Regions from separate parts of the Homo sapiens genome. Here region 2 is linked to region 1. Evidence: chromatin loops called from intact Hi-C (ENCODE). Cell type or tissue: dorsolateral prefrontal cortex. All regions are shown on one strand. Links, peaks and the distances in the headings refer to the core of each region. The heading gives the core; the rest is flanking DNA.

Region 1 (6,317 bases), core at 692-5,691:
TTGCTGTCATAAAAGCTGCCTTTAAAAAAAAGCCCAAATCAAGGCAGAGGTTGCAATGAGCAGAGATCATGCCACTACACTCCAACCTGGGCAACATACACAAAAAAACCCAAATCATTGGTGACACGTGATTTTGATTGGTATGAAATTTTAAAAGTGACTCAAAAACGTGGTTTATTTGTTGAAAAACCAACCTTGGAATTTAAGCAACTCAAGTCACATTTTAAAATTTGTTCTATGCACAGTGATACAAAAGACACCTATTTGAAAAATTTCATTTATTCTCATTTTCAGCAGAGATTAAAAAAAAACTATCAAAATTTTTATGTTTTGGTAGTGATGATCTTTTGTGAAGTTTATCTGATTTGATCATAGGTTTTGTTTATAGTTAATATAACATGCTACAGCCAGTAACCATGTTTGGTTTTAAATCTGTCTTGTTACAGTGTGAATAGTCACTGTAGGCTGGGTGCAATGGCTCATGCCTGTAATCCCAGCACTTTGGGAGGCCAAGGTGGGCAAATCACGAGGTCAAAAGATCAAGACCATCCTGGCCAACATGGTGAAACCCCATCTCTACTAAAAATACAAAAGTTAGCTGGGCATGGTGGCAGGCACCTGTAGTCCCAGCTACTCAGGAGGCTGAGGCAGGAGAATCGCTTGAACTTTGGAGGCGGAGGTTTCAGTGAGCCGAGATTGTGCCACTGCACTCCAGCCTGGGCAACACAGCGAGGCTCCATCTCAAGAAAAAAAAAAAAAAATAGGCTGGGCGCAGTGGCTCATGCCTGTAATCCCACCATTTTGGGAGGTCGAGGCGGGCGGATCACGAGGTCAGGAGATCGAGACCATCCTGGCTAACATGGTGAAACCCCATCTCTACTAAAAATACAAAAAAAATTAGCCGGGCATGGTGGCAGGTGCCTGTAGTCCCAGCTACTCGGGAGGCTGAGGCAGGAGAATGGCGTGAACCTGGGAGGCGGAGCTTGCAGTGAGCCGAGATCGCGCCACTGCACTCCAGCCTGGGCGACAGAGCGAGACTCTGTCTCAAAAAAAAAAAAAAGTCACTGTAAACTGAATGAGTTCAAGGGCACTCCCAAACCTACTTATCCTGCCTTCCCCTCCTCACTTACTGACACCAGCCTTCACCCAAGATGAGTTTCTCAGCAGTTTCTCAGCGGTCTCTTTCTTGCTCTTCTTGCCTCTGTTCAGATACTCTCCCCAGGCGCTTTATGAGCCCTGTACTCAGGATATTGTGATGTTCCTTGTTGTGATGTTGTGCAACCAGAACTACATCCGAAACCCATATTTGGTGGCCAAACTGGTAGAAGTCATGTTTATGACCAACCCTGCTGTTCAGCCACGAACCCAGAAGTTTTTTGAAATGATTGAGAACCATCCTCTCTCCACCAAGTTGTTGGTACCTTCCCTGATGAAGTTTTATACAGGTAGGTTGCTGGAACACAGTGTAGCACATGGCAGGCCAACTTAGGTAAGGTCATCTAAAGCTAGTGGACGACGTTGCTCTAAGCCTGTTACCTAATATCCTGCTACCTGTGTGTATAGCCTACTAACCTGTGGCCTGCAGAGGATGTACTTTTGGTTCTTCTTGCCCTGAGTAGTTAGGAATAGGACAACCATTCCACCTACTGGTCTCTGATGATTCAGCAGGAACTACTGAAAGTCAGATGATTGGCACCGAGACCCAGGGTATCAAGAGCACAAGTTGGTAGTGTTATCTGAATGGAATTATCTGGTTCATTTTACCTTTGAACTTACAGCATTTGTTTTTTAACACTATCCTATAACCCACTTTCCAAAGTGTGGGTGAAACAGGGAGCTTGTTAAAAATGCATATTCTTGGTCCGGGTGCGGTGGCTCATGCCTGTAATCCCAGCACTTTGGGAGGCCGAGGCGGGCGGATCACAAGGTCAGGAGTTCAAGACCAGCCTGGCCAGTATGGTGAAACCCCATCTCTACTAAAAATAGAAAAAAAAATTAAATTAGCCGGGCATGGTTGCAGGTGCCTGTAGTCCCAGGGCGGTTGAGGGAGGAGAATTGCTTGAACCCGGGAGGCAGAAGTTGCAGTGAGCCGAGATCCCGCCACTGTATTCCAGCCTGGGCAAGAGAACAAGACTCCGTCTCAAATAATAATAATAATAATAATAATAATAATAATAATACCACTTTTCACCTGTCAAATTTATTTCTTAAGTTGAAAATACCTGGTACAAACATGGTTGTGGAGAAGTAAGCTAACCTGCAAAAAAACCTGCTTAATCTACCCTATAGCCAGTGTGCAGATTTAGTGCTATGAAACTCTCATGAGAATGCAAATTTAAAGCCTTTCTGAAAGGCAGTTTAGCAGCCCACACCAAGAGCCTTAAAAATGCTTTTATCGGGGCCAGGTGCGGTGGCTCATACCTGTAATCCCAGCACTTTGGGAGGCCGAGGCGGGTGGATCACCTGAGATCAGGAATTTGTGACCAGCCTGGCCAACATGGAGAAACCCCGTCTCTACTAAAAATACAAAAATTAGCTGGGTGTGGCGGGCGGCGCCTGTCATCCCAGCTACTCAGGAGGCCGAGGCACGAGAATCGAGTGAACCTAGGAGGCAGAGGTTGCATTGAACTGAGATCACACCAGTGTGCTCCAGCCTAGGAGAAAGGGCAAGACTCCGTCTCAAAAAAGAAAAAAAAAAAGCACTGGGATAACAAATAGTAGGTGCAGGAAGTAGCCATCTTCTATCCCTCAGTCTGGGGACCCAAGGGAAGAGCCTGGGGATCTCAGAACCCAGCTGCCCTGATGAGGGCTTGGACGGAGCTAGGACCCAGTCCTCTGTGGAAGGCCCTTGGCCAGTAGGTGCTGGTGTCTCTCTCGGGGGTTGTGCACGGTTGCTAGCTCTGGGGGTACGAGACAAAGCTGAAAATTGGAACCAACTGCTACTGCTGACAGTAAGTGCAAGGTCCTAAGTCCCTTGTTTCTCCTTCAGTTTTCCAGTTCTCCTGCAGCACCCCCTATTGGCAACCCTAGAGAGGGCGGGCTGCCAAAGGAAAGATTCTGCAGTGCCAGCCCCAGAATCACAAAGCCAACTACAAAGAGTGCATGTGGGCTGGGCACGGTGACTCCAGCTAATAATCCTAGCACTTTAGGAGGCCAAGGTGGGAGGATTGTTTGAGCCTAAGAGTTGGAGACCAGCCTGGGCAACATGGCGAGACCCCATCTCTACGAAAAATTTAAAAATTAGATGCCTGTTGTCCCAGCTACTAAGGAGGCAGAGGTGGGAGGAAGGCTTGAGCCCAGGAGTTCAAGGCTGCAGTGAGCTATGATCTTGCTGCTGCGTTCCAGCCTGTGAAACAAAGCAAGACCCTGTTTCTAAAAAAAAAAAAAAAAAAAAAAAAAAAAGGGTAAAAAGACTGGGTTTCGGCCAGGCACAGTAGCTTACACTTGTAATCCCAGCACTTTGGGAGGCCAAGGCAGTGGATCACCTGAGGTCAGGAGTTCGAGACTAGCCTGACCAAAATGGTGAATCCTAGTCTCTACTAAAAGTAAAAGGCCGGGCGTGGTGGCTCACGCCTGTAATCCCAGCATTTTGGAAGACTGAGGTGGGTGGATCACAAGGTCAAGAGATCGAGATGAGCCTCGCCAACATGGTGAAACCCCGTCTCTACTAAAAATACAAAAATTAGGCCTGGCACAGTGGCTCACGCTGTAATCCCAGCACTTTGGGAGGCTGAGGTGGGCGAATCACCTGAGGTCGGGAGTTCAAAACCAGCCTGACCAACATGGTGAAACCCTGTCTCTACTAAAAATACAAAATTAGCCTGGCATGGTGGCACATGCCTGTAATCCCAGCTACTTGGGAGGCTGAGGCAGGAGAATCACTTGAACCCGCGAGGCAGAGGTTACGGTGAGCCAAGATCGCGCCATTGTAATCCAGCCTGGGCAACAAGAGCAAAACTCCGTCTCAAAAACAAAAATTAGCTGGACATGGTGGCATGTGCCTGTAGTCCCAGCTACTCGGGAGGCTGAGGCAGGAGAATCTCTTGAACCCGGGAGGCAGAGGTTGCAATGAGCCAAGATCGCGCTACTGCACTTCAGCCTGGTGACAGAGCAAGACTTCATCTCAAAAACAAAACAAAAAACAAAACAAAACAAAATTAGCCGGGTGACGCATGCGTGTAATCCCAGCAACTTGAGAAGCTGAGGCAGGAGAATAGCTTGAACCCGGGAGGTGGAGGTTGTAGTTAGCCGAGATCTAAAAAAATTTTAAAAAAAAAGAGTGGATTTGGAGCTACGAGACAACAGCTGAATAGCTATACTCTGACATAAGAATTTAATTTCTTGAAATTTATTCAATGGAAATAATTACGAATGTTTGTAAGTGATGTTCTCCACAGCATTATTTATAAAGCAGTGCAGTGAAAATAATAAAAACAACTGGCCGGGCTCAGTGACTCACGCCTGTAATCCCAGCACTTTGGGAGGCTGAGGCAGGAGGATCACCTGAGGTCAGGAGTTGGAGGCTTAGTCTGGCCAAAATGGTGAAACCCCGTCTCTACTAAAAATACAAAAAAATTTAGCTGGGCGTAGTGGTGCACACCTATAGTCCCAGCTTCTCTGGAGTCTAAGGCAGATGAATCACTTGAATCAGGGAGGCAGAGGTTGCAGTGAGCCAAGATCGTGCCATTGCACTCCAGCCTGGGCTACAAGAGCAAATCTCCATCTCAAAAAAAAAAAAAAGGAATGTAGGGAAGGACATATACCAAAATAGTAACAGCGCATTGGTTATTTTTGAATGGTAGCATTATAAATAGTTTTTATTTTTATTTTATTATCTGAACTTCTTAATTTTTCTACAGTAAACATGTATTGTTAGTAGTAAAGACAAAACAATTTTAGTTAAATTTATTTTGTAGTCAGTGTTCTGGGCCTGTCACTGTGGCTTCAGGAGAGAGAGAGAGAGAGAGAGTGTGTGTGTGTGTGTGTGTGTGTGTTTGTGTATTTGTGTTTACACAACAGAACTGGGCCTGTTGCCTATAAGACGAGTGCTGGGCCTAGTGGAGTCCTGCTGGGAATGTTCCAGAAGGAATTGGGTGGGGGTTGTTCTCTCTTTCCTCTTTGCCATGTGTGCCCTCTGGCCTGGACCACCTCTTCAGTCATAGATGGATGACATCTGTACTAATAATAGCCACCACTTATTGAATGCTTACTAATCCTTTCACTTAATCCCCACGGCAGTCCTAAAGATAGTACTATAAATACATCCACTTTACAAATGAGGAAACTGAAGCTTAAAAGGGTCAAGAAGCTTGCTGAAGGTCAGTGGCTAGCAAGTGGCAGCAACCTCGCAGATGCCCTTTAGCACAGGTCCCCCTGGCTACTGTGCTGGTCTTCCTACAGCTACTAAGGGACCGGTGTGAGGGTACCCCTGAGGGAGGCATCACAGACATAGTCCCCAGTGCTCATCACCTCCATGTGAAGACCTGGCTGATTAGGTCCTGGTCCCTGAGCAGATGGGACCCTCAGATATAAATTAAAAGTTGCCACACACAAGATCAGTATGTGGAACAAGCTCCTCTTAACACCACAGAGATAGTATTCTAGCTTAGAAAATGCTCAAGTTAGGCTGGGCGTGGTGGCTCACGCCTGTAATCCTAGCACTTTGGGAGTCCGAGACAGGTGAATCACTTGAGGCCAGGAGTTTGAGACCAGCCTGGCCAACATGGCGAAACCCTGTCTCTACTAAAAATACAAAAGATTATCCGGGTGTGGTGGTGGGGGCCTGTAATGCCAGCTACTTGGGAGGCTGAGGCTGGGGAATTGCTTGAACCGGGACCTGGGAGGTGGAGGTCGCAGTGAGCCAAGATCTTGCCACTGTACTCCAGCCTGGGCTACAGAGTGAGACTCCATCTCAAAAAAAAAAAAAAAGAAAGAAGGCAGCAAGAATACCTGGGGGGAGGAGGGAGAGGTTCAACACAAGTCTAGTCCACCTACGGCCTTCTAGAACAAGGACCTGGGAATTAGAACTTGGGCTGGTATGACTTTGAGGGAACAGTAGAAGTGAATAAGAAGAAAAAAAAACTGTTGGGAGAAATGTATATTGTTTTGTTTCATTTTCTTTTCTTTTTTTTTTTTTTTTTTGAGCTAGGGTCTTGCTCTGTCACCCACGCTAGAGTGTAGTGGTACAATTACAGCACCATGCACTCTTGACCTCCCGGGCTCAAGTGATCCTCCTACCTCAGCCTCCCCTGTAGCTGGGACTGCAGGCATGTGCCACCACACCCAGCTAATTTTTGTGGTTTTTGTAGAGACGGGGT
Region 2 (6,317 bases), core at 421-5,420, 100 kb before region 1:
CCAAGGTGGGCAGATCACTTGAGTCCAGGAGTTTGAGACCAACTTGGACAACATAGGGAGACCCCATATGTCCAAAATGGCTGGGTGTGGTGGCATGCACCTGTGGTCCCAGCTACTCGGGAGGCTGAGATGGGAGAATCACTTGAGCCCGGCAGGTCCAGGGTGCAGTGAGCCATGATCCATGTCACTGCCCTCTAGTCTGGGCGAGAGAGCAAAAGACCCTGTCTCAAAAAAAAAAAAAAAAAGTTAGAAAAATAAGTCTGTGGTGAAGAGAAATGTTTCATTTACTTCTTACTCTGGGCAAATTCTGTTACATTCATTCTTTTGAAATTGATGATAGAAATATGAGAACATTGGAGAAAAACTGAAGATGGCAAATATGGGATATTGGTAGCTGCTTGCTGATCTGAAAGGCTGGTTTTTTTTGAGACAGAGTCTTGCTCTTGTCACCCAGGCTGGAGTGCAGTGGCGCTCTTGGCTCACTGCAACCTCCACTTCTGGGGTTCAAGCAATTCTCCTGCCTCAGCCTCCCGAGTAGCTGGGATTACAGGCATGCACCACCACACTTGGCTAATTTTCGTATGTTTAGTAGAGACCAGGTTTTGCCATGTTGGTCAGGCTGGTCTTGAACTCCTGACCTCAGGTGATCCGCCTGCCTTGGCCTCCCAAAGTGTTGGGATTACAGGTGTGAGCCAGTGTGCCTGGCCTGATCTGAAAGGTTTTGAGATATATCAGGCATAGCCAAATGTGTGACCCCAAGCTCTCCAAAACCACTAAGGGTCTGCAGCAGCTGAAGGAGTAGGTGATAGGGAGAAGTTGGAGGAACGGGAAAGGGGTTTCATTAAAATCACTTCTCTCCTAACATTAACCACACTGCATTGAATTATTTATTCACTTGGTGTAGCTCCTACTGGGATATGAACTCCTGGCTATTCTTGTTTACTGCTTTTTATCCAAGTTCTGGCACAGGGCTTGGCACAGAGTGGCTCAGAACAAATACTTGTTCAATGCATGAATGAATGCAGTGATACAACATGTCTTTTCAGGACTCCTATTCTTTTTTTTTTTTTTTTTATAGAGGTGGAGTTTCACTATGTTGCCATGTTGCCCAGGCTGGTTTCCAACTCCTGGCCTCAAGCCATCTTCCCTCCTCGGCCTCCCAAAGTGTTGAGATTATAGGCGTGAGCCACCACAACCGGCCTGCCTCCCAATTCTAGTATTGCAATAGTTTATTTGTTTGCTGCATTAAGTTGTGTTAATTAGGTTAAGGTAGGCACTTGATGAAAAAAGCCTCATTATCAGAGTTCTAATTCAGAGTCAGACATACTTGCAGGCTTTTTTGGTTGTTTGCTTTTTGTTTTGAGACAGGACTTGCTCTATGGCCCAGGCTGGAGTGCAGTGGCATTATCATAGCTCACTGCAGCCTCAAACTCCTGGGCTCAGATGATTTTCCCGCCTCAGCCTCCTGAATAGCTGGGACTACAGGCATGCCACTGTTCCTGGCTCTTACCTGGATTTTATTTGGAGCAACAAATTGGATGATTCTGGGGAAAGTACTTAATCTTTCTGAGCCTCAGTTTCCTCACTTATAAAATGGGGGTATGGAATACCATCTCGTAGCACTGTTCTTCAGATTAATTGGAGTGATGTGAAGTGTGCATGGTGTAGTGACCTGGCCGAGTGGATTCTTGGGACAAGTTAGTTCTCAAAGTAAGATTGAATTGTGTATAATTGGAGTTTTAGTTGGTGTCCATATAACATCTAACAAATCTTTTGCATATAATAATGCCAACAGCATAAATAGTGGTATCTTACTAGTTAAGGTAGCAAATAGACCGTGGCTTATGTGAAAGGTTGGGTTGGAATCCTCTCCCCCGACCCATTAGTTCCAAAAATCTCTTCTCACCCAGGGGCCATCTTTTGTATTGAGCCACACTGCTACCACTTTTTCTAAAACGTGGAGTGATTGGTGGCCTGAATGTACTAAGAGGGTGAAGGTGGAGTGTAGAGCTTTGAAAGGGAAAGAAGAGTGTGCAGAAAGGGGACTCGAGGAGTCCCAGGAGAAATGTTCTGCATATCAGGACTAAAGAATACAGCCTGAGGTGACACACTTTACTCCCATCAGATGACTTATTTTTGTCTTCTGAAAGAATTGTACCCCTCCCAGCAGGGGGAGAAAATCTCTGAATTGGATGTCATTGTATTAACTACTCAACAGCTGCTAAATCTTTGGCATCTTGTCCAGTTCTTTGGCAGCAGTGTCAAGACTGGGAAAAGAGGTATCTTTTGGGTCCTAGATTGAGAAGTGACTTTACCTTTCTAATTAAACATGACACATTCAATGCATATTGCTTCTTTGTTCCCTGTCAGTGCTTGGTATAAATTCTAGATGTCTAATAGTGTCATTTTTTTTTTTTTTTGAGACGGGGTCTTGCTCTGTCACCCAGGCTGGAGTGTAGTGGTGCCATCTTGGCTCACTGCAACCTCCGCCTCCTGGGTTCAAGCAATCCTTCCACCTCAGCCTCCCGAGTAGCTGGGACTATAGGTGCATGCCACCATACCTGGCTGATTTTTTAATTTTTTTTTTTGTAGAGACAGGGTCTCACTATGTTGCCCAGGCTGGTCTTGAACTCCTGGGCTCAAATGATCCTCCGGCCTTAGCCTCCCAAAATGCTGGGATTATAGGCATGAGCCACTGGGCCTGGTCAGTGGTGATTTAATTAGTTAGATTTTCTGACTAGATGAGGTAGCACACTGCTTTAATGGACGTTTTTGGGAATTGAACTTCTAAGATGTCCGGGTAGATCATATTGAGCACCCATCGTGCCAGGCACTCCTCAGGAATCATGTCTGTGATCATGGTCTTTTGTTAGACCTGTGTCTATACTTGTCACCAGGGCCAGCTTCACAGGCATGTGACTGCAGGCAGAGGTGCCCCACGCTTGGTTTAATGCTCTGCTGTTGCTGTCTTGAAATTCTTAATACATTTGAACAAGGTAGCCTGCATATTCATTTGTCATGGGGCCCTGAACATTCTGTAGCTGGTCTTGGTTGTCATTGACTTTTTCTGTGTGGGTGGATATATGCCTGGGTAGATGTCGTAGTTCATTTGGACTATTATAACAAAATGCCATAAAGTGGGTGGCTTGTACACAGCAGCAATTTGTTATTCACCGTTCTGCATTCTGGAGGCTGAGAAGTTCCAAGATCAAGGTGCTAAGAGATTTAGTTTCTTGAGAGCCAACTTCTTGGTTCATAGATACCTGTTTTCTCACTGTGTCCTCACTTGGAGGAAGGAGCAAAGGAGCCCCCTGGGCTTTCTTTTATAAGGGCATTAATCCGCAGGTCATCAGGGGTTCCGCCCTCAGGACCTCATCACATCCCAAAGGCCCCATCTCCTAATTTCATCAGCGACCCTCCCACCTCAGCCTCCCGAGTAACTGGGACCACAGGTGTTTACAACCGTGCATGGCTTTTATTTATTTATTTATTTATTTATTTTGAGTCGGAGTCTCTCTCTGTTGCCCAGGCTGGAGTGCAGTGGCGCGATCTCGGCTCGCTGCAAGCTCCACCTCCCAGGTTCACGCCATTCTCCTGCCTCAGCCTCCCAAGTAGCTGGGACTACAGGCATGCACCACCATGCCCGGCTAATTTTTTTGTATTTTTAGTAGAGACGGGGTTTCACTGTGGTAGCCAGGGTAGTCTCGATCTCCTGACCTCGTGATCCACCCGCCTCAGCCTCCCAAAGTCCTGGGATTACAGGCGTGAGCCACTGCGCCTGGCCTATTTATTTTTTATTTAATTTTTTTGAGATGGAATTTTGCTCGTCGCCCAGGCTGGAGTGCAGTGGCACAATCAAGTTCTGGGGTATATGGGCTGGATGTGTAAGTTTGTTACATAGGTAAGCGTGTACCGTGGTGGTTTGCTGCACCTATCAACCCATCACTTAGTAACTGAGTCCAGCATGCATTAGCTATTTTTCTTAATGCTCTCCCTACCCGCTGCATGGCTGATTTTGAAAACTTTTTTTTTTTGAGACAAGGTCTTGCTATGTCACCCAGGCTAGAGTGCAGGAGTGCAGTGGCGTGATCACGGCTCACTTGCAGCCTCGACCTTTCGGGCTCAAGTGATCCTCCCACCTCAGCCTTCTAAGTATCTGTGACCACAGGTGTTGCCACCATGCCTGGCTAATTCTTTTATTATTTGTAGACAAGGCCTCGCTATGTTGCCCAGGCTGGTCTTGAATTCCTGGGTTCAAGTGATCCTCCTGCCTTGGCCTCCCAAAGTGCTGGGATTACAGGTGTGAACCACCATGTCCATCTGATATTGAATCTTTAGATAACTCATTTTCCTTCATCAAATCTTTTTTTGTTGTTGGGGTAGTAATTAGAAATATTAGATTTTTTTTAAAAAAAAAGACAGGATTTTTGACACATAAACATTTATTTCCATATTCTTTTTTTAATTTTTATTTTTGTAAGCTATTTTATTTCTTCCATGATGATTTAGAGGGACTATCTTCAAACCAATACAAATATTTTGTAAGTAATATCTGGCTGTTTTCTAACCAATTGAGTAATTTGTTGCACAGTAAGCCACCTCACATCTTTCAGCAAGAAATACATTAAATTTGAATAGTAAAGACATGGCATAATGAATTAGGACACAATTAAAATTTGCTTTAAATAGTTCTTTGGGCGAGGGGACACCACACTTCTACTCAATGAAGAGAAACATTTTGACAGTTCAGAGGTCTTTTATTTTTTTCACACCTCTTATGCCATGAATTCATAGGTAATAGGTTCCAGCAGCTCAGGCTTCTTCCCATTGGTTCTCACACAGTGTGCTTCTCTGGTACCTTTCTCTTTGGCTTTCTTCTTTTTCTGATCATTTTCCTTCATGAGTTTTAGGAAATGATGCTGGCCTTTAGAGCGCTTAATGTGCTCAATATGCATATTAATTCTCTTGGCAAGACTGTTGCCATTGTTCATTTACTACAATGCCAGCAGCATGCTGGGTAACATTGTAGACTCTTCCAGTCTAGCCATGGTAACACTTGCGGGGCATTTTTTTTGGAACAGTACCCATTCCCTTGGTGTCTGTAATATTATCTTTCTCCTTTTTTTTTTTTTTTTTTTGAGATGGAGTTTTGCTCTTGTTGCCCAGGCTGGAGTGCAGTGGTGTAATCTTGGCTCACTGCAAGCTCCACCTCCCGGGTTCAAGCGATTCTCCTGCCTCAGCCTCCCGAGTAGCTGGGATTACAGGCATGCACCACCATGCCCAGCTAATTTTTGTATTTTTAATAGAGATGGGGTTTCTCCATGTTGGTCAGGCTGGGCTTGAACTCCGGACCTCAGGGGATCCACCTGCCTCGGCCTCCCAAAGTGCTGAGATTACAGGTGTGAGCCACCGCACCCGGCGTGTTTTTACTTTGAACAGATGTCCTTGTGCCAAAAGGTTTGGTGATTTCTAGTTTAGGGAAACATGAATAAAGCATCTTTTGGCTTGAAATGTTATGATTAGAATGGGTTGTGAGTGGGAGAATTTTAATGAATGCCAATTGGAACAAATGCTTGTGAAAATGTCTCGTAGGCCACCTTTTCATCATTTTTTCTTTTCTTTTCTTTTCTTTTCTTTCCTTCTTTTTCTTTTCTTTCCTTTCTTTATTCTGAGACAAGATCTCACTGTTTCCCAGGCTGGAGTGCACTGGCAGCATCATAGCTCACTGTAGCCTTGAACTCCTGGGCTCCGGTGATCCTCCTGTCTTAGCCTCCTGAGTAGCTAGGACTACAGGCGTGTGCTGCCACACCCAGCTAATTTAAAAAATTTTTTTTGTAGCGATGGGGTCTCGTTATGTTGCCCAAGCTGGTTTCCAACTCCTGGCTTCAAGCCTTCCTCCACCACACCCAGCCAACATGGGGCAAAAGTTACCAGAATCAGTTTTATGGAATAGTGTTAGAAGTAGTGAATGCTGGCCAGGCGCAGTGGCTCATGCCTGTAATCCCAGCACTTTGGGAGGCCAAGGTGGGCAGATCACTTGAGATGAGGAGTTTGAGACCAGCCTGGTCAACATGGTGAAACCCTGTCTTTACTAAAAATACAAAAATTAGCTGGGTGTGGTAGCACGTGCCCGTAGTCCCAGCTACTTGGGAGGCTGAGGCAGGAGAATCACTTGAAGCTGGGGATGGAGGTTGCAGTGAGCTGAGATTGCATCACTGCATTCCAGCCTGGATGACAGAGTAAGACTCTGTCTCAAAAAAACAAAACAAAACAAAACAAAACCAGAAGTAGAAGTAGTAGATGCTTAGTCATCTACG

Evidence for each region. A loop is a pair of places that touch in the nucleus more often than their neighbours do. Peaks named below come from ENCODE experiments on the same cell type or tissue, not always from the same donor. Only the 100,000 strongest peaks of a DNase experiment are listed, where the experiment ranks them.
Region 2: it touches region 1 in a loop (2.9-fold over the local background); 3 of 110 quality-filtered maps call a loop at or near these places.

Annotation. Positions count from the first base shown.
Region 1 is chr1:10,150,117-10,156,433 of GRCh38, forward strand. It overlaps UBE4B (ubiquitination factor E4B), which reads left to right. Exons shown (of 28, transcript NM_001105562.3): 21 at 1,210-1,445. Among named protein-coding and RNA genes, the nearest start is that of KIF1B, 57 kb to the right of the region's middle. RefSeq lists a silencer at 5,037-5,238. In dorsolateral prefrontal cortex, for the core only: a CTCF peak has its summit at 3,017 (motif pointing left); a DNase peak (open chromatin) is centred at 3,035; H3K27ac peaks cover 4,063 bases.
Region 2 is chr1:10,049,665-10,055,981 of GRCh38, forward strand. The region is part of intron 1 of UBE4B (ubiquitination factor E4B); the gene reads left to right. It also overlaps the pseudogene RPL21P21. Among named protein-coding and RNA genes, the nearest start is that of UBE4B, 20 kb to the left of the region's middle. In dorsolateral prefrontal cortex, for the core only: no CTCF peak of the experiment used is centred there; no DNase peak of the experiment used is centred there; H3K4me3 peaks cover 523 bases; H3K27ac peaks cover 3,934 bases.